3 separate regions of the Homo sapiens genome follow, and all the other regions are linked to region 2. Evidence: chromatin loops called from intact Hi-C (ENCODE). Cell type or tissue: chondrocyte. All regions are shown on one strand. Links, peaks and the distances in the headings refer to the core of each region. The heading gives the core; the rest is flanking DNA.

What was found. Peaks named below come from ENCODE experiments on the same cell type or tissue, not always from the same donor. Only the 100,000 strongest peaks of a DNase experiment are listed, where the experiment ranks them.
Region 1: a loop joins it to region 2, with 2.6 times the contacts of the local background. A loop is called at or near these places in 3 of 110 quality-filtered maps.
Region 3: a loop joins it to region 2, with 2.4 times the contacts of the local background. A loop is called at or near these places in 13 of 110 quality-filtered maps.

What each region holds. Positions count from the first base shown.
Region 1 is chrX:109,703,478-109,713,616 of GRCh38, reverse strand. The region is part of intron 1 of ACSL4 (acyl-CoA synthetase long chain family member 4); the gene reads left to right. Among named protein-coding and RNA genes, the nearest start is that of ACSL4, 25 kb to the left of the region's middle. In chondrocyte, for the core only: a CTCF peak has its summit at 4,144; no DNase peak of the experiment used is centred there.
Region 2 is chrX:109,532,558-109,542,696 of GRCh38, reverse strand. NXT2 (nuclear transport factor 2 like export factor 2) reads right to left here and starts at 5,853. Exons shown (of 4, transcript NM_001242617.2): 1 at 5,676-5,853; 2 at 4,566-4,652; 3 at 1,078-1,222; 4 at 1-190. The coding sequence starts at 5,690. The coding sequence ends at 9. RefSeq lists enhancers at 5,323-5,382, 5,673-5,872 and a silencer at 5,493-5,542. In chondrocyte, for the core only: no CTCF peak of the experiment used is centred there; a DNase peak (open chromatin) is centred at 5,586.
Region 3 is chrX:109,620,394-109,630,532 of GRCh38, reverse strand. KCNE5 (potassium voltage-gated channel subfamily E regulatory subunit 5) reads left to right here and starts at 5,361. Exons shown (of 1, transcript NM_012282.4): 1 at 5,361-6,833. The coding sequence starts at 5,513. The coding sequence ends at 5,941. In chondrocyte, for the core only: no CTCF peak of the experiment used is centred there; DNase peaks (open chromatin) are centred at 5,452, 5,862 and 6,312.

The sequences.
Region 1 (10,139 bases), core at 729-8,728, 170 kb before region 2:
TATATTATGTTGAACGACTTGAAATTGCCTTTTTTTTTTGTCTGTAGCAAATTTTTTACTATTGGCAATTTTATGTGGTTCAACCTAATAGCTTGAAAAAGATTTCTAGGTTATTCTGACCACCCTGCACCCCTGTCCCATCTCTCACTTCCCTGAGAATCTGCATTTAGAATAGTGAGCTGTTTCTGAAGCCTTTGGACTAAGCAACAATGTTGACAAACTTACCTTCCAGGAGTCTCTGATAAGCACAACATCCTGAAGACATATCCTTGTGTTGATGACATATGCAGAGAACTTTAACTATAGTGACTTGCATCTGTGTGTCAGTACGGTAGAGATAGACTTCTGAGTTTTCACCTAAGCTCTGCAAGAGAGCCTGATGGTCCTCTATCCTGGTTCCATATCTGTAGTGACTAGCTAAGGACAGTGGTGCCACCCAGTGGCACGTTATAGACAAGCTGCTGATGTTGCTTTAGCACTCTTCACTGCATCAAATTCTTTCCTTTCCCATCCCTTTCCCTTCCCCTTCCCTTCTTCCCTTCTTCCCTTCATCCCTCCTTCCCTCCCTTCCTTCCTCTCTCCCTTTCTTCCCTTCTCTCTTCTCTCCTCCTTCCCTCCCTCCCTTCTTCCTTTCTTTTTGTTTTCTTTCTTTTCTCAGGGTCTCACTCTGTCGCCCAGGCTGGAGTGCAGTGGCGTAATCTCAGCTCACTGCACCCTCCACCTCCCAGGCTCAAGCGATCCTCCCACCTCAGCCTCTGGAGTAGCTGAGACTACAGTCGTGTGCCACCACGGCCTGCAAATTTTTGTACAGACAAGGTTTCCCCATGTTGCCCAGGCTGGTCTGAAACCCCTGGGCTCACATGATCCGCCCACCTCAACCTCTTTAGTAGCTGGGACTACAGGCACATGCCATGGCAGCTGGCTTTCTTTTTCTTTCTTGCATACTCTTCCACATTCATGGTCTCATTTTCCTTTTATTTTCCCCACCTATGCCACTGGCACTTACGAGCTTCATTTCGGCCAGCTGATAATATTCAGGGACACTAGCCATATAATTTTGCTGTGATACCCTTATTTTAATAAAGCTTTGGAATATAGGATGTGAAATAGTAAGTGTAAACACACTGAACACACTGTCACTTACTCTGCTTATGAAGTCGTGGTTCTTACCCAGAATTGGCATCAAGTTTGTACTTGGTCAGAATATGGCACTTCTTGGCCAGGCATGGTGGCTTACCTCTGTAATCCCAGCACTTTGGGAGGCAGAGGTGGGAGGGTCGCTTGAGCCCAGAAGTTTTGAGACCAGCCTGGGCAAGATGGTGAGACCCTGTCTCTACAAAATTTTTAAAAATGAACCAGGCATGATGGCGAGTGCCTGTAGGCCCAGCTACTCAGGAGGCTGAGGTGGGAAGCTTGCTTGATCCCAGGAATTTGAGGCTGCAGTGAGCTGCGATTGTGCCACTGTGCTACAGCCTGGGCAACAGAGCAGGACCCCATCTCTTAAAAAAATGCCACTTCTCCTGTTCAATGATGAGACTCCTAATATATGAGAGGAGGCCCTCCTATGTATTTCAAATGTGGAGAGGCATATACTTCTACTCAGATTGAAAGATTTATCTTGGAAATCCTTTTTTGGTTTCCTTTCTACATAATATGACTTCTTATTTCATTCCAACTTAATTCCAAAAATATTTATCCAGCACCTACTGTGAACCAGTACTGTGCTAGGCCCCAGGTATTACAGTAGTTATCAAGACAGACATGACCTCTGCCTCTAAGGAGCTTAGAGCCTAGCAGGGGAACAGGAACTTAGACAAATTTAAGTGCTGTCCCGTAGGGTACTTTGAGGTCAAATAGCAGAGGCACTTCACGTAACATAGGAGGTCAAGGAAGGCTTTCTACACATTTCATTTAAATGAAGACCTAAAGGGAAGCAAGAAAAGGCAGAAGAGAATGTTACTGGCAAAGGGAAAAGCATGTGCTAGAAGCAAGCAGAGATGAGAGATTAAGCTTGATGCTTTTGAGAAATTAAAAGAGGTTCAAGTTCGTAATGGCTACAGCTGTGAGATCAACTCTTTTAAGTCTCATGACAGTACCTGTAACTAATAATATTATCCCCTCCATTTTTATGGTTGTGGCAAATGAGGAAAAGATGTTAAATATTTTGCCCTAGGTCATCCATCTCTAGTAAGTGGCACAGCCAGGGATTGAACCCAGGTCATCTGGCTGTAGCATATTGGCTCCTAACTACCATACTGGATTGCCTCTCAGCTGGGGCATAGTCTTCCTTAGTAAATGGAATGGTCTGTGTCTGGTACTACCTACCATAAAAAGAGCTGGAGCTTATAGGATCTGGATTAGTTTAGAAATACAGGTTTGCTTTAGTCTTTTATTCTTGATTGGGAATGAAATGCTTCATTTGATATGCAACTCTGAGGCTATTGACACATATTTTCCAAAAAACCATAGATGGGAAATTATAACTGGTTACATGTTTATTACAAAAATAAAATTGGTGTGAAATATGTATTTCCTGCAAGGCTAGGGTTTTTGTTTGATTGTTAAAGTTAACTTGGCAATATCCTTTTCTCTGATTTTTAAAGTTAGGCTGAGTGCAGTGGCTCATGCCTGTAATCCCAACCCTTTGGGCAACCAAGGCCGGAGGATCACTTGAGCCCAGAAGTTTAATACCAGCCTGGTTAAGATAGTGAGATGCTTACTCTACAAAAATAAAAAAATAAGTTAGCTGGATGCAGTGGTGAGTTTCTAAGTCCTAGTTATAGGAGGCTAAGGCAGGAGGATCCCCTGAGCCCAGAAGTTCAAGGCAGCAGTGAGCTATGATTGTGCCACTGTACTCCAGCCTGGGTGACAAAGCAAGACCCCATCTCTCAACAAAAAAAATTAAAAATTAAAAAATAAAATTAGTTAAAGGGTGAACATAACTTATTAAATAGGACTATACTTTTTTAAAGTCACAAATCAAATACCTATACACGGAGATATTTTCTTACAATGCATCTGATTTATCCTATATCTGTTTAAGATACAAGTGTGTTTTTTGTGAGATGAGAAATTGACTTCAGTTTGAAGTCATCAGTTAAGGTGTTAATCTAGATTCTAGAAATTGGATTATAAATGTTGCACATAAACTAAGATTGTAGTAATTTGATATCATTGAAAAACACTTGGAATAAAGAGTCTTGTGTGTTTGTGTGATTAATGGTGTGCAGCTGGTGCTTTCATTTACTTGCCCGTCGTATATGACTGTGGATTCAAACAGGAGTTTTTACTTGGAAGTGTTTTTCCAGGAGTGAAGGTTGGCTTCTGCTAATATACCCATACATTCTTGCCTTGTTCTCTATGGGATGAAAGTTAGGATACAACTAGGGTCATCATTAGGATATTTTTGCAAAAGAAAGAGGGGTTTGATAATTATGCTGGGACAACCACAGGACAGTCCTCAGAAAGCTGGGAAATGTGTTCACCTACATTTTATTTTATTTTATTTTTTGAGACAGAGTTTCACTCTTGTTGCCCAGGCTGGAGTGCAATGGCGTGATCTTGGCTCACTGCAACCTCCGCCTCCCGGGTTCAAGCGATTCTCCTGCCTCAGCCTCCTGAGTAGAGGGGATTACAGGCATGCACCACCAGGCCCGGCTAATTTTGTGTTTTTAGTAGAGACGGGTTTTCTCCGTGTTGGTCAGGCTAGTCTTGAACTACCGACCTCCGTGATCCGCCTGCTGCAGCCTCCCAAAGTGCTGGGATTACAGGCGTGAGCCACCGCACCCGGCCTCGCCTTCATTTTAACCAGTTTATCTGGGGATCAGGTTTGTGACTCTAGCTTCCGAAGTACTGGCTCAACCCAGTTTAGCGAACCATCAGTGACAGAGAGATTTCCCTCTACTTTGGAGTAAAAGTTAATTTTTGAGAAAATATTCTGTTGTATTATTATACTGGAATTGTATGCGTAGCAGCTGTATTCTTTTTATACTTTTTAGCATTGTGAACTCCATGCTGCCAGACCCTGTTGGGGTTATTGCAGGACACATTTGTAGATGTGTGGGCCTTACAGGAAGTGAAATTACTTAATGATATTTTACCACTGCTCGAAACATTTCGAAAGAAAAACTTTGAGAGAAAGAAATGATTCAGCCTTTTCTGCCTCCTACTTTTTGAAGTCAGCTAGTACACATTTGTAATGTGATAGCACAGTTGATTGGAATGTCTGAAGCTAGACAGGTAAGATGATACCCTTTGAAGTTTGAGTATTTGGTCCCAGAACCAGGTTGTAAAGAAGAAAGTACTGATGGAAAGCTCACTTCTGAAATCCCCTCCTTTCACAGGCCCTCTGATCACCCGTGTGGAAAGTAGCCCTCTGGGTCTACTAATCACAGACATCAAAGGAATGATATTCATTTGGTTCCTTTTGCTTGAGTTACCTTCTCCTGGGGCAGGCTTAATTTCCTGTAGGGGACTGATTCTGGTCAGTTGAAAAACATTTTCATTATGGGGCAGAAGGTTGCAAGTATGGCATGGTACCTATTCTATCTCATGCAGATATAATCTGGCATTTGAGTTCCCATTTGTTTTAATAGGATAAGTAAGTAGAACTCTTAGCTTTAAAGAAATTTATACTTTCATCTGTGCAGAACCCCTCATGATTGTCTGGCTTTTTGATATTGTCTGTTAACTTGCTATTACAGGTTGAGTATCTCTTATCCAAAATGCCTGGGGCCAGAAGTGTTTGGATTTTGGAATTTTTCAGGTTTTGGAATATTTGCATTATATACTGACTGGTTGAGCATCCCTAATCCAAAAATCTGAAATACTCCAATGAGAATGTCCTTTGTGTGTCATGTTGGTGCTCACAACGTTTCAGATTTTGGAGCATTTCAGATTTTGGATTTTCAGATTAGGGAGACTCAGCTTGTACCAGTCAATTTTTGTTAGTCACGTTTTGACATAAGGGACACCAAAAGGATGCTTAGCTTCAGAAAACAGTTAACCATGGTAGTTATAGTAAGGAAGAAAACCCTCATTTTATTTAGCTTATAGGTTATATTACATGAGCAAAAGAAGAGTTTATTTTGCTTTGAGCCTAATTTAAAAACCGAAGATCTAACCTGCTTTCCTTAGTACAAATAAAGCCAACTTTTAGCTCCTTTTACAGTATTACTTTGCCACTTGAGTAGGGCTAAACACCTTTTGGACCATATTCATTGTTACTATCAATACATAGACACACATTAGAATTAATTGAAAGGCTGGTGCTATATTTTCTACTTTATTATTAAATGATAAAAGTAACATTCACTGTAGAAGTTTTAGAAAATGTAGGGAAATTATAAGGATAAAACTAAAAATAACCTCTACGTGGGTGCAGTGGCTCATGCCTGTAATCCCATTACTTTGGGAGGCTGAGGCAGATGGATCGCTTGAGCCCAGGAGTTGGAGACCAGCCTGGGCAATGTGGTGAAACCCTGTCTCTACCAAAAATACAAAAAATTAGCCTGATGTGGTGGCGCATGCCTGTAGTCCCAGCTACTCAGGAGGCTGAGGTGGAAGGATGGCTTGAGCCCAAGAGGTCGAGGCTGCAGTGAGCCAAGATTGCACCACTGGATTCCTGCCTGGGTAACCGAGCAAGACCTTGTCTCAATAAAAAAAAAAATCACCTGTAATTCTGCAACCTAGAGATTAACATTTTGGTTTATAGCCTACATAAATTTGAGGAAGTTGATCTTGAGTATGAAGTTTCATCTTAAACCAATTTCACTTCATATATCTTAAACATTTTCTCATACTCTTAAATACTCTGGCAATGCTGCATTTGATGGCCGCATAGTATTTGATCACATGGATACATTATTTTACCAATCACCTATTGGGAATTTGAAGTTGTTCCTATTTTTTTTTTCTGTTATCCATACCACCATGATGACTGTCCTCTATTTTTTTGTGTGAATCTCTAATGATTTCCTTTAGGATAGGGGTCCGCAACTCCCAGACCATGGACCGGTACTGGTCCATGGCCTGTTAGGAGCTGTGCTGCACAGCAGGAGGTGAGCGACAAGTGAGCATTTCTGCCTGAGCTCCGCCTCTGGTCTCTGGTGCCCGAAAGTTTGAGAACTGTGGCTTTAGGATATTCCCAGAAATAGAAAGTGAAATTACAAGTGCAGGAAGTATAACTGAAGGCCTGTTGTCACATATTACCAAGTTATTTTCTATTTAGCATGTACTAATTTCTACTTTTGTCAACAGTATATAAAGTGCCTTTTTGTATACTTTTGGCAGCACTGAGTAATTTCTTTATTCTTAATTGGCACTAGTTTTTATGGACCCCCAGTGCATTGCTATCTGTTTTAGTAAATAAAAGTTATTCATGGCAGGAATTAAAATAAGGATGCAATATTATAAGTAGTAGTACTGCAAGGAACTGGTAACTCCAGCTGGTACTTTGAGAATTGTCTAAACGGACCATATTTTAACTCTAAGGGTCTATGTTTCTAAAAATATATTTTTCCTTTCTGAAATACTTTTATCAGTCTCTAATGTAGAGGAAAGTGCTATTTTTTTCTCCTAAAGTTGTAATTCCATATGTACTTTCTGCTCATTACGTTAGGCATTTCTCTGTGTGTAAGACTTATGTTTTTGCCATTTTAAAAAACAAAAACAAAACATACATTCTGGCAAAAATTGTACAAATTTTGTGGGAAGTCTTGATTGTTACACAAGAGTACTTTCTGGTTAAGAACACTTAAGGTAACAATCACTTTCTTCAAGTATTGTTCAGGTCTGTAGTATTTTAATGAATGCCTTGTAAATTCAGATTCATCCATGTATCAACACACTTCTTGACTAAACTTGGAAAGGAGAGTTGTGGTAAGGTCAGTGTTTGCTGTTATGTAATCTGTTTGTCCAAAATATTTAAAAATCAGTATCGTAAGATTCTTAATTCAGAGTCAAGAATTATCAGTGTGACAGCAATTTTCATATGTTGAAAGTTTTTTCCCCAGTAGTTGTTTCATGATAATCAAGCTGTTTCTTAGGTGTGGACCTCAAAAAGTATTATCAGTTGATTTTTATGACTTTGAAAAATTCTAATTTAAATGCAATTGATATATTGAGAGCTCATAAACAGAATGTGCTTTCCCTGTTGATACTGCTGCTAATTTAATTCTAGGTAACTGAAGGAAAAGGAATGGTGTGCATTCTTGTTGTTTTTTCATACTCTCACATTCATCTTTTATCTAGTCTCAAGATGATCTTAAGAGTAAAGCTGTAATTATAACTGATTAGAAAGAATTTCCTAACTTTAGTATAGAGGGAAGCACATAGGGTGCTTTCTTAATGTTCTAGAAAGCAGACCCTATTTTAGCTTCTTAGTCATGGAGTGGGGGGAACTGTTTCTTTCTTTTTAAAATTATTTTACAGTTATCATTGTATTCAATTTTTAAAATTCTTACAACCTCTGTGAAGAAGGTAAAGAGTAGATGAATAAATTTTAATGTCAACCTAGAACTTCACTCCATAATTTATTTGTGTTATAGTAAGTTATTTTAAGCTAGTATATACCCCTATTCAAAAGTCAAGATTTAAACATTGTTGCTAAAAAGTAAATGGGGCCTGGCGCCATGGCTTACGCCTGTAATCCTAGCACTTTGGGAGGCTGAGACGGGTGGATCACCTGAGGTCGGGAGTTTGAGACCAGCCTGACCAACATGGAGAAACCCCGTCTCTACTAAAAATACAAAATTAGCCAGGCATGGTGGTGCATGCCTGTAATCCTAGCTACACGGGAGGCTGAGGCAGGAGAATCGCTTGAACCCGGGAGGTGGAGGTTGTGGTGAGCCAAGATCGTGCCATTGCACTCCAGCCTGGGCAACAAAAGCAAAACTCCACCTCTCAAAGGAACTTTCTGGCATTTAAAAAAGCTTTCCTTGGATCAGATATTGAAAATCCCTCTAGTGTTTTAATAGCTTCTATTTGTCACTAAATATGAAGGATGGGTGGGTTTGTGGTTAAAAAAATAAATAGCAACAATTTCCCAAAAGGTACATATTTAAACTGAATTTCAAAGCCGAGATAAAAAGTATGGTTCAGAAACCGGAGATTTCAGTTAAGCTTCAGGTAAAGGAAGCAAATAGGCAGAATAAACCACACAGACAAAATGTCAAACCAGGCAATGTTTGTCTTTGAGCATCTTCCATTTCTTATTTTAGTAGGCATCTCACTGGTTCCCTGTGTCTTTTATCCTGCTCTCTGTCACTGGTAGCAGAACAAGCTAAACTTCCTTAAGCAAAACTGTCCTAAGAAATGTACACTGCAGAGACTTCCTAAAGAGAGATGGATGGATTCATTTGGAAACATCTGTGTGCACACTCTAATTTGTATTCATTTTTCCCTAGAGAATGATTACACCTATATAATTAAAAAGTTGCCTTTGAAAACTATTGGCACCAAAAATGGACAATAATTAATGACCCATCCCTCATTTTTTAAAACCATTTTATTGTGGTAGGATTGACATACAAAAAGCTGTAAAGATGGAATGTATACAACTCAATGAGTTCGGAGAGAATCATCACCACAATCTATGCCATAAACCCATCCATCACTTCCAAAAGTTTCCTCCTGCCCTCTTATGTATTGTTATTTGTGTGTGTGTGTGTGTGTGTGAGAGAGAGAGAGATGAAAACACTTAAAATAAGATATACCCTATTAGCAAATTTTAAAATACACAATGCAGTATTGTTAACTATAGGCACCATGCTGTACAGTAGATCTCTGGGACTTCTTCATCTTTCATAACTGAAACTTTGTATCATTTGACTAATACCATCCTGTTTCTCCCTCTACCCAGCCCCTGGTCACCACCATTCTGCTCTCTGCTTCTATGAGTTTGACTCTTTTTAGTTTCCTTTTATAAATGGTGTAATGTAGTATTTGTCCTTCTGTGTCTAGCTTATTTCACTTAGCATAGTGTCCTCCAGGTTTGCCCAAGAGAAGTGTTTCTTTTTTAGAGACAAGCTCATTATCTTTACTTTAAAGCCTATTTTGGTTCTGAGAGTCTACAACTTGGTATGTAAGGAGTGAAATTTGTGTGCTTGCAGTTCATTAGGCACTTGATAGATCTACATCGTATTTATATATCTTCATACTAATCATGGGGGAGAATTTATGTAACAAAATGAATGATAATAGAATTATTAGCTAAGATTGGACTATTTCTCTTGGCATTCAAACTAGACTCTGTCTTTGAGTTTAGATGAAGAGAATGGGTCTAAGATAAATAAGCATTGCTTATTTGCTGTAATGTTTACCTTATTTAAGTAAGAAAAATAAAAATAAACATTGCTTCAAAATGGATAAAGTGAAAACTATCAGAATACTGCATATTTATCTATGCAAGGAAATATGACTGTTGTCATGGATATGCAGTTTGGTATCTCAAGCAAGAAGGTATCAGAGAATGTGAATATGGCATAGTTTATAAGATCTGTGACCTAATAATCATACTTCTAAGAAATGCGAGGGAATAATTTTATAGTCTTGAAGTGGGAAAATGACCCAGAAGCCATAAAGGAGATATATTTTACTACTTAAAACTAAAAAACAAACAGCCAACAACAACAAAAAAACCCCACAATATTTATCTAATATGTCTAAGAAATTCAGACATAGTGAATTTTTTTTTTTTTATTTGAGATGGAGTCTCGCTCTGCAGTGGTGCAATCTCGGCTCACTGCAACCTCCACCTCCCAGATTCAACCAATTCTCCTGCCTCAGCCTCCCGAATAGCTGGGATTACAGGTGCCTGCCACCACACCTGGCTAATGTTTGTATTTTTGCTAGAGACAGGGTTTCACCATGTTGGCCAGGCTGACCTCGAACTCCTGACCTCAAGTGTTCTGCCCACCTCGACCTCCCAAAGTGCTGGGATTACAGGCGTGAGCCACCATACCCAGCCAGTGAAATATTTTCATATGTTCATTAGCTAATAGTGAAAAGCAAAAAATTAAGACAGTGTTTTTGGTATCTATCAAACAGTTCAATCCAGTATTGGAGGAGATATGGGGAAATGGGCATATTAATATACTGCCGGTGGGAATATGAAACTATATTCTTTTTTAGAGGGCATT
Region 2 (10,139 bases), core at 606-8,605:
TTGCCCCTTTAACTACTAGACCAATCTTGAAAACGGAAGCAATCACTTGCAATCTTCCACACAGTATTGTTGGGAGTGGACTGAGCAGTCAGCAGGAAGTTCTGGTTGAAGAAATGTTGTTTGTTTCCATCAAACTTCACAGTTCCACTGGTCACAACAAGAACTGTAGTTTGGGACTGAGTTGCTTGCTCTTCATCCACATTAAAAAAAAAAGAGAACACATCATTTTCTATCTCTAAATAAGCAGATTTTCAGGCTTAAAATACATTGTTTATGGACTAATGCTTAAAATTTTTTTCATACACTTTCTGTCCCTTGAGCATAATCTTAAGCATGCATACTCAAACCCAGAAAACTAAGTACTTAGTAAAAGATATTAAAATTATTTTCAGTCCAGAAAACTTTGGGATACTCTAGTTTCAAAATGAGGAGCTTATATCTAGCATAGGACCATTTGCTTCATATATATATAAATATTTCAGAATTAATATTTCAGGTTTCTAACAGAGCTTATTCATGCTTTGCTTCTTAAACTATTGTTCTTTTCAGGAATTATAAAGGAAAAAAATCACCCTGAACTACAATTTAAGACACTTAGGACCCCACCTAGAGGTTTTATTAAACTGTATCAATCTACCTGGAATCAAATTTTCTTGTAAAAAGTCATCCTTTCACATAACAGAGTAAATTTCTGTGAAATATTAGTAGATTGTAAGATACTGAACACATTAATCAGAGATATGGTATAATTTTACTCTGGAGACATTTCAGGGTCCAGCAGGCAACTATTTAGAGAAATCAGATAATCTTTCCCTGCCATTTACAAAAATCACATTAATCTCAACTTTTCATACAACTTTTAATAAGCCAAAATCACATAATCCATCAAAAGCTACTAGTGGAAAGAATCTGAAGGAAGACCAAAGTTTGACTGGACAGTTACATTTTTCATAATATTTAACTTGCTCAAGTAAGTAAATAGTTCTACCACTAAAAGTTTCTCGCTGCTTTTGGTGTAAAAGCTCAGTGCTTACTAGAGGAAAACAAAGGAAGCATCTTGAAAGATCATGATCTTACCATGAACTGGTTGGCAATCTAACATATTGACCTGGAACTCACTAGAAGGCAATGTGTCAAAAAAATTATTTAGGGCATCCAGCCCTGAAACAGCATTTCCATTCCATATTAAGGTGGCCTTGTCCAGATACAGCCTGGTTAGTGCCTAAAAAGAAAGACAAATTTAAAAAAGGGAAATAATTCTGTTTCTAGATAAACATTTTATAGAAATGGATTAAAATATTACAGATGGTATATAAACATTTTTTGTAGTTCTACCTTCATCTCCACTCCCCTTGCTCCATCTCCACTGGAAACCCATGTGAACAAAACGTCTGTCTTATAATCTTGGCCTTAAATAAATATCACCTTACTCTTTATAAACTAGGCAGTAAAATATATTTTTTCATATTTCACTTTAGACACAATAAAACCTTCCACCCAATTAAGTTCTGCTTTCTGTATTCAAATGAATTAAATGATCACAAATTCCAAGCAAATGCAGCCCCAAGCCAGTTTTAGTGTGTCTTCCTTTTGTAATTATGAGAATTAACAAAGTTTTTGATCAAGCCCTACCTGTACCCTTTAATGCTAGTGGCTATATATATATATGAAACATTTAATATTTGCATGTGTTAGAAAGAATTAGTTCACTACTCCCACTTTTTAGAGAAGAGGTTTATGTTTTCTTAAAAATTATTCTGTTTTTTAAAAAAATTGAGACAGGGTCCTGCTCTGTTGCCTCAGGCTGGTCTCAAACTCTTGGGGTCAAGAAATCCTCTTGCCTCAGCCTCCCAAGTAGCTGGGGTTACAGGCATGTCATACCATGCTCGGCTATAGTACTACTCTATTAGTGTACTTAGTTCAAAAGAATCATGAGTACTTGCTAAAGCAGAGACTTCGATAAGTCAAATAAGTTAAGGCCCAAATGAGGCAGAAATTCCACAGTTAAAACTCTGGGGTCACAAGACACACTATTAGCTTAATTCTATAATGTAACTTGGGTTAAAAGGCCAGGCAGGCATGGTGGCTCACGCCTATAATACCAGCACTTTGGGAGGCTGAGGCGGGTGGATCATGAGGTAAGGAGTTCAAGACCAGCCTGGTCAAGATGGTGAAACCCCATCTCTACTAAAACTACAAAAATTAGCCGGGCGTGGTGGCAGTTGCCTGTAATCCCAGCTACTTGGGAGGCTGAGGCAGGAGAATCGCTTGAACCCGGGAGGCAGAGGTTGCAGTTAGCCAAGATCGCGCCACTGCACTCCAACCTGGGTGACAGAGTGAGACACCATCTCAAAAAAAAATAAATAAATAAAAATAAAAAAAAAGGTCAACACATATATTGACACTGGTAATAAACAATGTTGTCTTTTTTTTTCTACTTTATTTTTTGAAAGCAGTAAGGTACAATACACATTCAAGGCAAGGCACAATAAACATCCATTGTCACAACCCTTTTCCCTGACATCAAATATCAGTACAAGAAACTTCTTTTATCTTTTGCCTTAAAAAATTGGTTTTCACCTGACAAAAACAAGCAATGGGGAAAGGATTCCCTATTTAATAAATGGTGCTGGGAAAACTGGCTAGTCATATGCAGAAAACTGAAACTGGACCCCTTCCTTACACTTTATACAAAAATTAACTCAAGATGGATTAAACACTTAAACGTAACACCCAAAACCATAAACCTAGGCAATATCATTCAGGACACAGGCATGGGCAAAGAGTTCATGACTAAAACACCAAAAGCAATGGCAATAAAAACCAAAATTGACAAATGGGATCTAATTAAACTAAACAGCTTCTGCACAGCAAAAGAAACTATCATCAGAGTGAACAGGCAGCCTACAGAATGGGAAAAAATTTTTGCAATCTATTAATTTCCAAATCTACAGGAACTTAAACAAATTTACAAGAAAAAACAACCCCATCAAAAAGTGGGCAAAGGATATGAACAGACACTTCTCAAAAGAAGAAGTGGCCAGCAAACATATGAAAAAATCCTCATCATCACTGGTCATTAGAGAAGTGCAAATCAAAACCACAATGAGATACCATCTCACGCCAGTCAGAATGGCAATCATTAAAAAGTCAGGAAACAACAGATGCTGGAGAGGATGTGGAGAAATAGGAATGCTTTTACACTGTGGGTGGGAATGTAAATTAGTTCAACCATTATAGAAGACAGTGTGGCCATTTTTCAAGGAACTAGAACCAGAAATACCATTTGACCCAGCAATCCCATTACTGGGTATATACCCAAAGTATTATAAATGATTCTACTATAAAGACACATGCACACATATGTTTATTGTGGCACTATTCACAATAGCAAAGACTTGGAACCAACCCAAATGCCCATCAATGTTAGACTGGATAAAGAAAATGTGGCACATATACACCATGGAATACTATGCAGCCATAAAAAAGGATGAGTTCCTGTTCTTTGCAGGGACATGGATGAAGTTGGAAACCATCATTCTCAGCAAACTAACACAGGGACAGAAAACCAAACACAGTTATGTTTTCACTCATAAGTAGGAGTTGAATAATGAGAACACATGGACACAGGGAAGGGAACATCACACACCTGGGCCTGTCAGGGGGTGGGGGGCTAGAGGAGGGATAGCATTAGGAGAAATACCTAATGTAGATGACGGGTTGATGGGTGCAGCAAACCACCTTGGCACGTGTATACCTATGTAACAAACCTGCACATTCTGCACATGTATCCCAGAACTTAAAGTATATATATATATAAAATCCTATGCTTAATAAATGGGTTTTATATAAAAAATAGGTTTTTAGAGATAGGGTATTAACTTTTGCAGCTGCAGGACAGAAGTAGTTCTCCAAAGCACAGTTCTATGCTGGTAAGAGACCTAGGCAAGACTCACTTGACCACATACTGACATAATTACGTAAAAGATATGGTGCAGGGATAAGTTGCAATGAAAAAGCTGATGAAATCTCGGTCTGTTGAGGACTTAATATTATCCATGCTACATGCATACTTTTTGTGGGTGTAAGCTATACTTTTGAGCCATGATCAGAAATTATCTATAAATATATGAAATAAAAGGGGCGAATCAGGAAATATTCCCCGTAATGACCCACCCCTTCATTAGCACTAATAATACCTTAACCATATTGGTTAATTGATGGAACTAAGAAAAGGAAACATATTTAAGAAAATATGCTGGGCCTAATGTTAAGTGCGGTATTTTAATTAATTCATACTTACCAACCTGAAAATAAAATGAGGTTAAGGGAAAATGGCAACTTGCTCCAGGTCAAAGAACTAGGTAAAAGTAAACCTGGGATATGATTCCAGAGCCCATGTTCCCACTAATGCCATACCAATCCTTCCCTGAGCAATTTGCTTTTAAAGAGTAAATCCACAGTTACCACTTATGCAAGTCAGATGAAACGCTGGCTCCAGACACAACCTGGTATTTAATAAAGAGTAGTAGTCTATAAAGAGTAGTAGAGTCTATAACACTCACCCGTCTTCTTTTATCCATTGTCTCATAGTAAATATTGACAAACTCCTCAGCAGCTCTACATGCCTGATCTACATAAGTTTTAAAATCCTACAAGAAAAATTCCAGAAGTATAGATTACCAACCTTTTCAACCCCTCACAAACACAAAACCACTGACAGAAGCTGATGATTTATTTCAACCACTATGTAGCTCTATATACAGTCCACATTCTTTCATATAAATTCAGACATTTTAAAGGCCGGACTCTGAAGTTTGCAATTTTAAAATTTTTCACTAATTTTAAGTGCATGTCTTTAGGACATAATCTTCTCAATGAATCTGAGTCTTTTTCAGTCTCCACATATAAATTTATAATCTTTTCTTGGCAACTAAGCACTTTAGACTTTCAATATTTTACAAACATTCACGGCAATGAAAATGACACCACCTGAACCTTAGAAAAGGAGAGAGAGCGGCAAAAACTGCCACTGAATAAGCTAGGAAATTGTTTTCTGTTTTCAAGTGAGGTGTTAGAGCCAAACTCCAAAGTTGATGAATGGGAAACACACACACACACACACACACACACACACGAAAGTAGTTCAACTACTTGAAAAACCGGCAGCTCCACTTAGGAAACTTTCCCACATTGCGTAAATATTCACTGCTGTTTGCCTAAGAACTGTGACACCGAAGAAAGCAACGCTGTTGGCGTTCGTGCCGGAGAATTAAGGAATACCTTCCTTCTCATTCATGTACGGGGCCCAGTCTATTACTAAATTAAGAACAATGAATCGCCAGTTTCTTTGTCAGGTGACTGAAAGTGATTTTTAGAGAGGAAGATAATCGAGAGAAAGAAACTGCAAGCCATAAACAACAAACCCCAACATCCCCGCCTCTCGCTATTTCCCAGCTCAGGGTCCTTTCCGGGATCAGAAAGCGACTGCTAACCAGGCTGGGGGTGGGGCCGGCAGGGCGGGCAGCAAAGCGTGGGCCCCGCCCCGCAGTGCAGAGAGCCGGGACGTGATTCGTCACCTATCCACGTGAGCAGCAGCCAGACCGCCCCGGAATCCCTCCTCTCAGCCACTGGAGTCCGGCGCCCAGCCGTCCTGCCACGGCCCAGGCACTCACCAGAGACGTGGCCATCTGGGACCTTGTAGCAGTGTGTTCTGGCAGTGTCGGCGTCACTACCTCCTCACGTGTCCGGTCCGCAGGGCTGCGGAATGATCAATACTTATGAAGAGAGCGAAACCCGCCAAACGCACAAAATTTTCCACCCTCCCATTCTCTCCCGGAAGTAGCTCGGTCCGTCGTTAAAAGCACACCGATGTTCCAACCTTAAGTTCCACTTCCCTTCAGTTCCTGAAGATCCCTCCCATCCACCTTATCTACTTGTTTGATACTTAGTTTAAAATTTAAAAGCCACTTTGCTTTTGTAAACATGATACTCAACAGGAAAGTCCCCTACTTTTCTAACGACAAGCCTGGGGACAAGCAAAAATGAAAGTGTTCAATTACAGGGACTTTTTTGCCCCAGGAGGCGGAGCCAAAGCCCTCTGAAGACCAATTAGAAATGCGAGGAGACCTACTATTCCGTAGCCTATAGGATAAGTGGGCAGAGCTTGGGGAAAGGCGTGCGTGACTAGTGAACAATTTAGCATTCTGGAACGTTCTGGAAGGATCATCCTCACTGAATTACTACGTTTTGGCAGTATGCCTAAAATTACTATTTCATTTTAACCCAGCCACATTGAACAGGAAAAGTTCATCTGGTTTCTCCATTCTGGCATTTTAAAATGTCTCACGGACACCAACAAAAATTAAGTTTACAGTGCTATTCACCATCTTTTAAGGGCTATTTATTCTGCAAGGTATTCTAACAATAACTAAAATGTCGAGTGCTGACTATATGTAAGGTGCTTTTCTAATCAGTTTTACATATATTCACTTATTATAACAATGCTGAGGTAATTGCTATTATTTTATCATCTTCATTTTACAGCTAAGACTGTAAAATCTGCCTACGGTCACAAACTAGTTGAGATTCAAACTCAAGCAATATAACTGTCATGGCAATGTGGCTTTGCTCCCCAACACCCCTTAAAAACCTCTCATCCCAAAGCCGCCAATGACTTCTGATTTAAATGGCAAATTAATTAGATGTCGTAGTTTTACCTTGAGTGGCTGGTGTGTGGCCCCTCATAATAGTTACTTCTTCTTTGGTATCCTTCTCTGTCTCCCTGAGACCAGTGGCTTCTGTATTTTCTCATACTTTTAATCTTTCTCTTTATCTGGCTCTTTTCTCTTCAAGGTAGGACTAACGGAAGCTTCTTCTCAGCCAGCCAGCTTCCGTTTTCCGTTAACCTCTGACTGGCGTCACTTCCGGTGCATCCCCCCTTTTAAAGCCTCCCTTCTTCAGGGTGATCTAAATTGCTACTCGTATGCTAATGAATCTCAACAACCTATCCCAAGCCCCCACCCCTTATCTGAGCTCCAATTACACATAATAATTTTGCTAAACATGAACGTGACTGCACTATAGGCTTCTCAAACTTGTACGTCCAAAATTTAAACTCATTATTTCCTCCGCACTTCCAAACTTTTATATTCTCCCAGTCACCTATCTTGAATTCTCGGAATCTTTATTTTTTTGGTTCCGCTCTCCTCCTCATCATAATTCATTCAATAAATATTTATCAAGTATTCACTATGTGCCAAAGATTGTGCAAGGCTCTGTATATAGAGTGGTGAATAAAATAGGCATGTTTCGAATCCTTGTGAGGCTCAAAGTGTAATGAGAGTGCTAGACAATAAACATAACATTGAGTTACAAAGAAATACTAAGTAACTTGCTTAGTTCTGACCATTCCCTATAGCAACCCTTCTCCCTCTTCCCCTCCCCTCCCCTCCTCCTCCTCCTCCTCCTCTTCTTCTTTTTTTTAGAGACAGAGTCTCACTCTGTGGCCCAGGCTGGAGTGCAGTGGCATGATGTTGGCTCGCTGCCAACCTCCGCCGCCCGGGTTCAAGTAATTCCCTTGCCTCAGCCTCCCGAGGAGAGTAGCTGGGACTGCAGGCGCCAGCCACCACGTCCGGCTAACCCTCTTCGTTTTTCTCCCTCGCTCTTCTTGGCTCTCTCCCTCCCTTTCTCCCCCACACTTCTCTCACTTTCCCCATCTCATTCTCTCCTCCCTCTCTCACCCCCACTTCTCTCTCTTTCCCCCTCTCATTCCCCCTCTCATTCTCTCCTCCCACACAAACTTTGATAACTCTATTGTCTATTTTCTTCCAAATTCTCATAATCTTTAAATACCTACCTTGGTCTGATCTGAATTTATTTTCCCAGGCTATTCTCCCAAATTCACCAACACTGGCAAAGTTAACTACTACTGTTTGCCAAGAATGACTGATGTTTACTACTTCATTGGTGATTGTTTTTCTTGATTGAGAGATTGTGTTTTATATGATTTCATTCAATCCTCACAACCCCCAGAAAGGCAGACATTATTATCTAGATTTTTAAAAATTTAAACTTAAGTTTAAAGAAGTTAAGTAAATTGGTTAAGATGATACAGCTAGTGGACCTGGGATTTCAGTCCCAAACTTTCAAATCCCAAAGTCTGCTTTTAGACACTTGGCTATTCATGCATTTACTTATATATTCTTATTTTGGAATGTTCCCTCCATTTCTACCTGCCCTTCAGGGACCAGAACAGGTGCGATCTTCCCTATGAAGTCTTCCCTCATTTCATGTCCCCTGAACCCCAACTGTTGTGAGCTCTTTAATGGCTATGAGAATGGCTATTGGTGTGGGAAATAGTGTTGAAAAATATGGGAGGGTTGAAGTACTGGAAAGGGACAGCTGAGTTAGAGGTGGAGGGGAGCTCAGTTTTGCACTGAATTTTTGCACAGAATTTTGTGCTACAAAGTGGAAATTGCTACATTGTGCTACAAAGGTAGGAGACTGGGTAAACTGATAATATAGAAACCAATGATGGGCTCTGGTTGTCAGAGCAGTGAATTTAAAGATATGAAAACTATGTTGGATGGAGGGGGAGGGATGCAAATGGAAACAAAGTGAATAAGACACGGAGTTGCTCTTCACTAGATAACTGCAAATGTATAAAACTTGGGAAGAATGACTAGGAAGGGTGTGAAAGAGCTTTTCTTGGAACACAGCATAGCATTTTGATTGAGCACATTGTTGTTGGCACCAGTCTGGGCTCAAATCCTAATCATGCTACTGACTAGTTTTGTGACCTTGGCAAAATTACCATTCCATGACTCATACTCCCGATCTGTAAAATGGAAATGATATTAGTACATATTTCACAGCATTGCTTTAGGAATTAAATGAGTCAGTGCCTGTCATATAGTTCCTGCTTGAGGAGCATTATTTTCCTACCCATGGCAGAGGAAATTAGGCAGCCACTTATTTGAGAGTATGAGGCGGGTCCAGATTAGATAACATATGAGGTATTGAGAGGCATCTATCTGCACAGTTTAGGAGATGGCTGGTGACCCTGGGATAACAGACTGTAAGGAGCAATAAATTGTGTCAGGTAGGATTAAATGAGGCTGTGCTGTGCAGCCAGATCTTCTGATCAAGTGTAAACCTAATGGAATTAATGTTGTTGGGAATTACCAACATCCCCATCTGAATCTTTGCCTTGCTCAAGACTTGAGAAGAACTAATCTAGAACAACCAGGGAAGTGATCTGAGCAGTCAACTCCTTCCTCTGAGCTCCTTAATTGGTAACCATAGTGTTCACATCAAATAGTGCTTTTAAAAAAAAGTTTAATTGAGATATAATTCACATATACAATTCACTAATTTAAAAACCAATTCAGTGGTTTTTAGTATATTTACAGTTATTCAAGCATCACTGCACAACTTTAAAACATTTTTAACACCTCGAAGAGAAACCTCTTTCCCACTTCCCTTTTTACCCCAGCTCCTAGCAACCACCAATCTACTTCCTGTCTCTATGTATTTGCCTATTCTGGACATTTCATATAAATGTAATCCTACATTATGTGGTCCTCTGTGTCTGGCTTCTTTCACTTAGCAGAATATTTTCAAGATTCATCTGTGTTGTAGCATGTATGAACATTTCATTCTTTTTAATTGCAGAATAATATTCCATGGTATGAGTATAACACATTTTATTTATTCATCCATCCATTGATGGACATTTGGATGGTTTCTACTTTTTGGCTGTTATAAACAACGTTTCTAGGAACATTCGTGTACAAGTTTTTGTATTGACGTATCCTAGATACCTAGGGGTGGAATTGCTAATTCATATTGTAATTTATGTTTAATGTTTTAAGGAACTGTCAACCTGCTTTCCACAGTGGTTACAACATTTTACATTTCTGCCAGCAATGCATGAGGGTTCCAATTTCTTGACATCTTTACCAACACTTGTTATTGTCTGTATTTTTTATTACAGCCATCTTAGTGGGCATTGTGGTTTTGATTTGCATTTCCCTGATACCTAATGATATTGAGCATCTTTTCATGAACTTATTGTCCATTTGTATATCTTCTTTGAAGAAATGTCTATTTAGATTTTTTTTGTTTACTTTTAAAAT
Region 3 (10,139 bases), core at 1,511-9,510, 87 kb before region 2:
GCCATTTAGTCTGTGCCTCTGTCCTACTTCTTTGCCCAAGGATGTTGTGGCTCTGTAAGGCCATACTGGTTGTTCACAGTCAAAATCTATTCTGATGGTTTGTTAGTCCATTCTGATTGACCAGCATTGAAGATATACTGCTGTTGAATCCATACCTGCCCACCTCATAAGGTTGTTATAGGGTTAATTAGTATAATGTATGTAATATGCCTGGCATATGCTAGACACTTGATAAATGAAATCAGGGACCAAATTTGATGCTCCAGTATGTGGCCTGAATATAGGAGGATATCAGCACAAGCCCACGAAGATCTCCAAGAAGTCTCTAAGTAAGGCATTTGAAGCTCCTGAGGCCCATTCCAACCTACAAATATTGTGATCTTTATCAAACCCCAGTTAGTCTGAAATGCTGTGTATATTCCCATGGAAAAACTGAGAAGCCCCAGTTGGATTAAGGAACCGTCTAATTTATTCTCATCAGTCTTTTGAGAACAGACCTACTGTGGTGGCTTATGGCAAACCATACCCTCAAGATTGTGCTGCTAGGAGGAGGTAGAGAAGCTTGCAGCATAGCCTGGGACAGTGAGCTCAGACCACCTGGAGTCTTCCTTTTTCCAAACAAGGCTTTGGACTCTAGTGCTTAGAGATTGGGCCCAGAGTCTCAGTTCTCTCCAAATTCTGGCTGGTCGTCCTGCCCACTACTTACCCAGCTCCACATCCTGGCACTCCCTATTTGTCCCCAGTTCACAAAGAAGTTGTCTGTGAGAGTTATAAAGGCACAGACTGTTCACCGATGTGACTTGCTCACCGATGTGTCTCTAGGACCCAGCACAGTGCTTCACACAAAGTAACATGTAATAAATATTTGTTGAATGAATGAATGAATGAATGAATGATTCCTTCTCAGTCTTTAGTTGGTGCCTCATGAAGCCTTCTTTCTTTCTCTCCTTTAGAGCCCACTGTGGCTTTGCCAGCCTTCTGGACTCCGACAGTGCTTACCATCTGTGTCTGTCCTTTGGCAACTAGCCAAACTCAACTCAGTTCAATTCAACCAACTTCCATAGAGCTGCACTGTTGGCAGGAAGCACTCACAGTCTCAAGGAATGGGGAAAGCATTTCCTATCCATGGCGCCTCAATTGTACTTTTAAAACAAACTTGGCATGGAAGAGAACCTTTCCCGAGACTCTTTGAAAGTCTAAATACATGATTGTAAATTACTTCCCTTTGTCAACACCCTTGATTACCATTTTGGAAATGAGTTCCAGGTGATGGATAAACAGATGATTATTTGACAGGTATGGGGCTCGTGGAAAATGGGGGTGGAGGGGTGGTGAGGAATGAGAACCAGTGCCCATCTGGTGGATTTGCAGTTTCATTAAGTGTGGTAGGGAAAGGGGTTAGCATCTCAGCCATTCCAGGCTGGCCTGGAACTGAGATTTAAAGGATGCCCATCAGCCCCTAGTGTGAAAAGAAAGCCAGGATCCCCTCCACCCCACACCTGTTGTTTTTTTTGGAGTGCTGGGCCTTTTTAAATTTTATGACTATTCTCCGTTTCTATTTCCACCCGCTTTTACACATCTATCCCTCCCCATGCCATTCTTCTATAAATTAGTAGGTTGACTTCTCTCTGGTAGTGATTTCTTTCAATAAAACTAGAAGTAGCGTTGTGTTTATTAAAACATTATTTTAATAGCAAAACATGAAAATAACAGAAATATTACAATAAATGGCAAAGTTAAATAAGTTATGGTAGATCCATAGTCTGGAGTACTGTGTAGACAATAAAATAACACTAAGGAGTCAGTATTTAGAAAGGGAGACTTCCATGAAATTGCTATCATATTCCATTTTAATCCACTCTTTTGATCAATATTGCAGGATCTGGATGCATTCATTGTGCAATATTGGAAATTATTCTTAGCTTATAACTATACTGTGGCTGGGGAAAAGATGTTCTTTAAAAAATAAAATTTGTAAGTGATCTACTCTAAAAAAAACAAAAACAACAACAAAAAATAACGCTATGGAGAAATAGTAAATGACATGGAAAAATTTACAGTATGTTTTTAAGGGAAAAAGGCCATGAAACATGAGAGAGAGAGAGAGAGAGAGATTTGAGAGAGAGAGTCATGAGTATGCACCATTGATAATTTTTCGTTCTTTTCTCTTGTCGCTTTTTTGTGTTTTCCAAGATTTCCAAAATTTTCCTTGTTGCTTTTTTGTGTTTTCCAAGATTTCTGCATTGAATGCTGCAAAGTAAAGCTCAGAAGGGTGCATTGTGAAGAATCTGAAAGCACAAACAGGGGCATAGAGCAAGGCTTCTTTCAGTCAACGAATTTTGAGGAAGGCAAAATGCACAGAGTATTGCAGAGGAACTCCAGGAAGATGCTGTTTTTCAAATTCAAAGGGGAGAAGATGGTGTCTATTGGTGGTGAGAACTTAAGTTCCACCACAGAAGACTAAACTCTGTTAAAGAATCAATGAGTAACAACTCCTGGGTTTCTGAACATAGGGCTGAATTGATAGAAGTGGTGTTGGAGAATTATTCTAACCATAACATGATAGATTCAGCTGTAAGCCAGGAGATTCTCTGTTTGCATATTTGACCTGAGGTAATGAGAACATGGATTAAGCTTGTGGCAATAAAACCAGAAAGGAAGGAGCAGAGGGATCTGAGACATGCTACCAAGAATCAGAGCTAGAGATTCAAATTTGGCTAAATATATGCCAAGTGGTAGGTGAAACCATGTAAGAGACACTCTTCAAGGAAATGGGTGTTGAGAGAGAATAGCTGAGGACTGAGTCTTTGGGGATTCCAACAGTTAATGGGAGGAGGAAAGAAGGGGAGCCAGCAAAGGAGGCAGAGAATGGTGGGTCAGAGAGATAAGAAGAGAAATTTGAGAATGCAATGCCACAAGAGCCAAGGGTAGGACAGTTACAGGAAGGAGTGGGTGGTTGATGGTTTCAAATTCATCCTCGAGGTCAAAGATGCAAAGGGAGCAGAGACCCCTGAATTTGACCCGGAGGTCACTGGTGAACTGACTTATAGAAAGTAGTTTTGGCAGAAAGCACTGGACTCTAGAAGGTTCAAGAGGAGGGAGAGGTGGGAAAATGGAGGTAGCTCATGAATACCACCCATTTGACACAAGTAATGTGTGAGGACTGAGAAGAAGAAGGTCAAACTTTATAATTCCAGTCCTGCTACTTAACCAGTCTGAACCTCAGTTTCCTCTTTGGAAAATGAGAATCCTATTAGCTCATAAGGCTGTTGAAATTAGAAAACAAGTTTAAATGATTATTTGTATGTTACAGTAAAGGGGTTTCTTCCTCCTTTCCTCTCAAAAAAAAAAAAAAAAACCCTAGCTATTTCTAGGTATATGTTAACACAGCAGTCCTCAACCTTTTTGGCACCAGAGACTGGTTTTGTGGAAGACAATTTTTTTCATGGACACTGGGGAGGGGTGGATAGTTTCAGGATGAAACTGTTTCACTTCAGATCATCAGGCATTAGATTCTCATAAAGAGCATGCAATTGTAGATCCATGGCATGCGCAGTTCACAATACGGTTTGAGCTCTTCTGAGACTCTAATGCCACTGCTGATCTGACAGGAGGTGTAGCTCAGGCGATAATGCTCACTTGCCCTCTGCTCACCTCTTTCTGTGCGGCTGGTTCCTAACAGGCCAAGGTCCAGCAGCCTGGGAGGTTGGGGACTCCTGTTTTAACAGATAAGAGAAGTCTTTTTAGCTCAACAGTCATATCACTAGGTTAGCAGTGCTTTGAAAATTCTCTGGCTGTGTCCTCTGGCATTCATCCTGCCAAGTTGCTTTAACAATTCTTTCCTGAGGCCCTCTGAGGTGAGAATATTGAGGCAAGGTGATTAGAAGGGAGCCAGTGTCAGGGTCATGTGGAATGTCTCTGAGGCCTGTTTAGAGGCTGTGAAGCAAGGCTCTGTTTGAGACCCTGGATACAGTTTGGTGCCAACCTCACCTGAACACACAGAAGGCTACAGCCCCTGGGTGGATGGTGGGCTGAAGAACGGTTGGGGAAGAGGCATCGGAAAACCTTCCTTTTTTAACCCATGGCACCTATAGATTGAATGGTCCCTGGACTGAACGGTCTTGAACAGGCAGCATTATTTTCAAGGTGTGCCTAAGGTCATACACTTTTCTTGCTTTCTGCTCTCATTTGGCAACTATGGACAACCAGACCTAGCCAGCACTACCTCATTTTTTCTACCCCACCATCTACAAACCAACCCTTTTCCTTTGTGAAGCTCAGTCTGTTTCCAATTTAACATATCTGGCCTGATCTTTGTCTTGGTGCCTTGTTTTCCCCTAAAAAAAGACAGCCTTTGAGAAAAAAATGGCTGCCCTAAAAGCCATTAGGGCCTAGACCTGTTACCAAGTCTAGAGAGGCACACAGCTGTTTGCTGGCCTAACTGGGAGTAGGGTGAGCATATTCTCTAGAACTGGCACTTTTCAGATCCCGAGATATCCACAGAGTGTAGTCAAAGGGCCTTTTAAAATGTGCATGCTACTCTTATTGGAAGAACTTGGTTTCACTTCTGGGAAGATGGCTTACTTACCCATGGGAAACAGGCTCCCATTATGAATAGTACATTCATGTGCTAAGATGTGTTGACTTTTCAAAAAGTGTCATAGGACATCAGAGCAGGGGTGCTTCCAAGAAGGTGTAATATCACTTATATCACCAGAAACCATTTTGGATAACCAGGGAGTTCTACTCTGCCTTGGCCTTCTAGCAGGTGCCTGAGCACTCAGTCACCAAATTCAGCCTGAGCATCTTCTGAATAAGATGCTCTCCTCCGACAAGGTGGGAGGGGGGTGAAAAGGGGGGCGGGGGGAAAAGGAAAGGAATGAGGACTAGAAAGATAGGCCTGGGTCCCTGTATATGGGAGTAACTTCCATAAAATGTGGACAAGGGGTCTCTGCTGCGGAAAGGCGTCTGCCCTCTCCCTTGAGCGCCCCAAGGCAGAGCTGCCTTAGGGGGCCAAATGCTGTATCTGGGCCAAAGCCTGGCCTGCAGGGCAGGTGGCCAGAACTTGGAAGGAATTCTCTTCCGCAGCCCAGGGTCCAGGCTTGGCCCCAGCAAGCTGCCCTGCCAGCGTCTGCTGCCTGGGGCCTCGCGCATTCCGAGCCCCCGCCCCCTCCGCCCGTCTCCCAGCCTCGCCCCCACTCTTGTCCCCTTCTCCTCCCCCCACCAGCTGTCCCCTTTCCCTGGAGCAGCGAGACAGCCAGAGCCTGGGAAGAGGCGGCCGCGGGCCGGAGGGGGCGTGGTGGGGAAGGGGAGGAGGGGCGGGAGTGAGGGAATAAGGAGGCCCCGCCGTCGGCGCCCCCAGCCACTGCGCGCTCGCCGGAGAGCTGGGTGCTACCGCTGTTTCCGCTGCTGAGCCCTGCCCGCCGGCCGGCCCGCTCGCTAGCTCGCTTCCCCTCGCCCAGGGGGAAAGGTCAGCAGCGTCCTGGAGCCGCCGTGTCACTCCCCGAAAGCCATGAACTGCAGCGAGAGCCAGCGGCTGCGAACCCTTCTGAGCCGCCTGTTGCTCGAGCTGCACCACCGGGGTAATGCCAGCGGCTTGGGCGCTGGCCCTCGTCCCAGCATGGGCATGGGGGTCGTGCCTGACCCTTTCGTGGGCCGCGAGGTGACCAGCGCCAAGGGCGACGACGCCTATCTCTACATCCTGCTCATCATGATCTTCTACGCCTGCTTGGCCGGAGGCCTCATCCTGGCCTACACCCGCTCCCGTAAGCTCGTCGAGGCCAAGGACGAGCCGTCCCAGGCTTGCGCCGAGCACGAATGGGCCCCGGGAGGCGCCCTGACCGCCGACGCCGAGGCTGCCGCGGGCTCCCAGGCCGAGGGCCGCCGCCAGCTTGCCTCCGAGGGGCTGCCTGCCCTCGCCCAGGGCGCTGAGCGGGTCTAAAACCACAGCCCCAGATTGCTGGTTCGCGCCCTCCTCATCTCGCTCATCCCTGGGCGCGCCTCCCACCTTCCACCCCCAACTCCCTTCCAGGGTTCGCCTCATCTGAGGCCCAGATAATGGTGAGAGGCCAGGAGACCTTGTCTGGAAGGCCCTGGAAGGAGAAGCACCACCTTACCCATTCGGGCCAGTTTCTCCCTCTTCACCCCTGCGCCTCCACCCCTACCCCGCACATCCAACTGCACTAAACTGCCTCTGCTCTCTTGTCTTCAGACAGCCCTGACAGCACGCTCCAGCCCTCTGGGAACTGAATCCAACACGTCCAACACTTGGCACTGAACTGAAGCAATGCATTCTATCAGAACTCTGGGCCGTCTAACTGGCAGCTGCTCCAGGGGCTGCCAGGGACTGCTCACTCTGCAGAGCCAACGGGCTTGCCAGGCCGACTGCAGCAGCTCCAGCTTCCAGTTGCCTTAGGGACAGAGACAAAGGAAATGAAGAGACCTCAGACATCTTTTCCCTCCCTCTCTCTTTCAGCAGGGAGCTAGCAGGACACTAGGACCAGTCTGTGGGATAGAATGAACTTAATGGGGGACGGAAGGGGGAGGAGTGCTCAACGGGGAGGGAAATGATCTATGACTCCAACCGTATGATTTTCTTGCCTCCCCAGTTTTCATCCCAGTGGTAACGCCTGATTTTTGGTAGCTATGCCATCTTCTGCTGAGGATTACCATTACTGGGTGTATCACCCCAGTACTTCCAAATGCCTCTCCTCTATTGATTCAGTTGTTATTGCAGTGTCTGCTTCATCCGTGGAACTTGAGGCTCAGATGCCCCCTGCTCTGTAACCCTGGGGAATGTCAGAGGCAGGTAATAAAGGTTGTTTAAACAATAACGCAAGACTCTTCTCTCAGAGATTCCAGCCTTAAGACCCAGTACCATATGGAGAAGGAATCCTTTTTCTTTTGCTTTTGGAAATGATGTTTGGATTTGGGGGTTGGGTGGTTGTGATATTTATATCTATGTAACCAGTTCCAATTTGATATGTGTGATTATGGGTGAAGAAAATGTTTATATGGCTAAATGGGTTGTTTTTTCAAGTGTTTCAAAAGTTATACCTACTTTATTACTTATCCCTCCTTTTTTCTTATTTCTGAAGCACTTTCAAAGATCACAATGCAGTCTTTCAGGATGCACTTTAAAAAACCTTTAAGGCCCATCCCTTTTAGCTATTATCAAACCTAATTTTTAGAAGCCACCTTAATAATTGTTTTTATTTTACTTTTTTTGAGACAGAGTCTCACTGTGTCACCCAGGCTGGAGTACAGTGGCACAATCAAGGCTTACTGAAGCCTCTGCCTCCTGGGTTCAAGCGATTCTCCTGCCTCAGCCTCCCAAGTAGCCTCCTGAGTAGCTGGGATTACAGATGTGCCCCATCATGCCCAGTTAATTTTTGTATTTTTAGTAGAGACGGGGGGTTTCACCATGTTGGCCAGGAGGTTCTCAAACTCCTGACCTCAAGTGATCCGCCTGTCTCGGCCTCCCAAAGTGCTGGGATTACAGGTGTGAGCCACTGCACCTAGCCAATAACTTTTTTGAAGTGGCTTATTAAAAGACAAGGAAGCCACCAAATAGTGTAAATCTGAAGTCAAAGAGAAAATTCTTGAACTGAGCAATCTTAACCAATGATGGGTAAAGTTAGAGGTGTGTGTTGTATTGATTTATTCTCCTTGTCTCAAGAAGGTTGTCAGAAACTTCCCTGCTTACAGCTGAAATGCTTATATCTGATGATGGCTGTTTGGGCTTCATCAACCACACATAAAATCACCTCTTAGAAGTAAGCCAATTTGCTTAAATATAGCTGGGTTCTCTGATAATGATAGCAGGACAAATATATTACCAGTCACTTAAATGCATTGATAACACACAAACCTCATTCAAGGCATTGGGTCTTACCTTCCAGCCCATCTAGCATTTTATTGGAACTGTTAATAAGTTAAGTGAACTTACTTTTATTTCCAGGATTCACTCATTGAAGCTATACTGGCCTTGCCCCATTGGCTCTTCTCCAGTCCTCGTTCCAGCCATAAGGTCACCCCTGAAGGTGAGGGCCAGGGATTGGGCAGCAGTCCAAGACGATGACAGAAAGAGAAGGGAAGCTGTGTGAGCCATTTCAGCCAGGCAGGGAGGCCTGGGGAGGATGTGGAGGAAGGGCACAATATACAGCAATGCTGAGGACATGTGACGGGGCGGTCTTCAGTCCTGTATTCTAAGTAAAACAATGTCACTCATTTATCTGGCATAATGGGGACTCAAGGTTATTATTATTAATTTTTTAAATTGAGACGGAGTCTTGCTCTGTCACCCAGGCTGGAGTGCAGTGTCGTGATCTTGGCTCACTGCAACCTCTGCCTCCCAGGTTCAAGCGATCCTCTTGCCTCAGCCTCCCGAGTAGCAGGGCTAAAGCCTGCGCCACCACGCTGGCTAATTTTTTTTTTTTTTTTTTTTTAGTAGAGACGGGGATTCATCATGTTGGCCAGGCTGGTCTCAAACTCCTGACCTCAAGTGATCTGCGCACCTTGGCCTCCCAAAATGTTGGGATTACAGGCGTGAGCCACCACGCCCGGCCTCAAGGTTATTTTGATAATGAAGCATAATCACTGCTTCAGGTGTTGAAATTTTGTAAACACATTTGTACCATTTTCCCATAGACATTTAAAAGAATATATTGCCAAAAATAAAAGAAGCTGGGAGCAGTTAGGACAGTGCTCATAATACACATTAATGTGCCAGCTGTGGAAAACAAATCCCATGGAAAATGTTCCTGCTTTTAAAAACATTTTAACCTTTTTATGATGACTTAGGGTACCCATGAAGAACATGTAGCGAGAGTAGCTATAGAACCCTCCTGGTCAGAAAAGTGAGGTGGGCTGGGAAGAGTGATTTAATTTACTTTCTAGTGGCTTTTTTCAAATACTCTCAGACTTTCAACTGTCTCCCAGATAATGAAGTTTTTCAGAAGTCTGGACACTCAACTTTTACCAGACAGTGGAGGTGTTAACAGCATTGAAGTGATCATATTGTGGTCAGCAAAACATAGGGAGAAGAAAGAAAAACTAGGTGCTTGGCCAACCCCCAGTTTTGATAATGTATCCCTGAATAGCAATAGCTGACTATACAAGTTGGGAAAATGTTAGCTTTGTCCTTAATGTGATTTTAAAGATGTTAAACATTCTAATAGAATGATTCTTTTTTTCACTCCACCAAGCAGTCTATTTCTCCTCTCTGCATAACCAGATCCTGTTTCAACTCAGGTTCAGATCTTCACTCCAAAATAATAAAGAAGCAAAAGACCTTTGCTTCCTGACTTGTAACTTGAGGCTTTCTGCAGAGGAACTAGGGGATGTTTTGAGTTTCAATGTCTGGAATTACTTATCGACAGTGCGAAAAGAAATGAAAGCTTTTCTTCTATTACAGACACAATTCTGTGTGTCAATTTTACTTTTCTAGAAGGATATAAGTGGGGTCTTTTGTTTGTTTGTAGTTACCATCTTCTCTTTTTCAATTTGTCATTGCTTTTATAAACCCAAGGTCTGCACATAACTTGTATCATCAGCAACAAAAAAAGGGGTCTGGGCTGCTTTCCAAACAATCTTGCCTGCCAGCTAAAGCGAATATACCATGATGTGGAGAGAGCATAGGACCAGAAATCAGGAGAACTTGGGTCCAGCTCAGGCTTTGCCAATTAACCAGCTTTGTTTCTCAGAATGAGCTGCTTAACCTCTCAGGGCCCCAGTCTCTACAGCTGTGGGGATTTGAGGATCAAGTGAGATAATATATGAGAAAAGGCTAGGAGAAGTGTAGAAACTATAGAAGGTATTAAGTTTATACTTTCCTTTTCTTTCTTTGGAGGAGTGCTCTTGGCACTTGGGTGGGAGTAGTGGGAGGAAGAGAAAATTTTCCACTATGTAGTTTCTACTGTTAATGCTCAAAAAAGAGGATTGCTGATACTTAGCCACTGGCTCCCAGATTTTCAAGCTTATCTACCCCATTCTCAGGATCTTGGCTGACTAGGAAACTGCATAACTGTCTCACCATTCTACTCTGCTCTCGTTTACTTGCAGGCCCATGGTGCTCTTTAAAAAATGTATGACAGTAACACTTTATTTACAACGCTCTACCAGGACTGGAGTCTAGACTT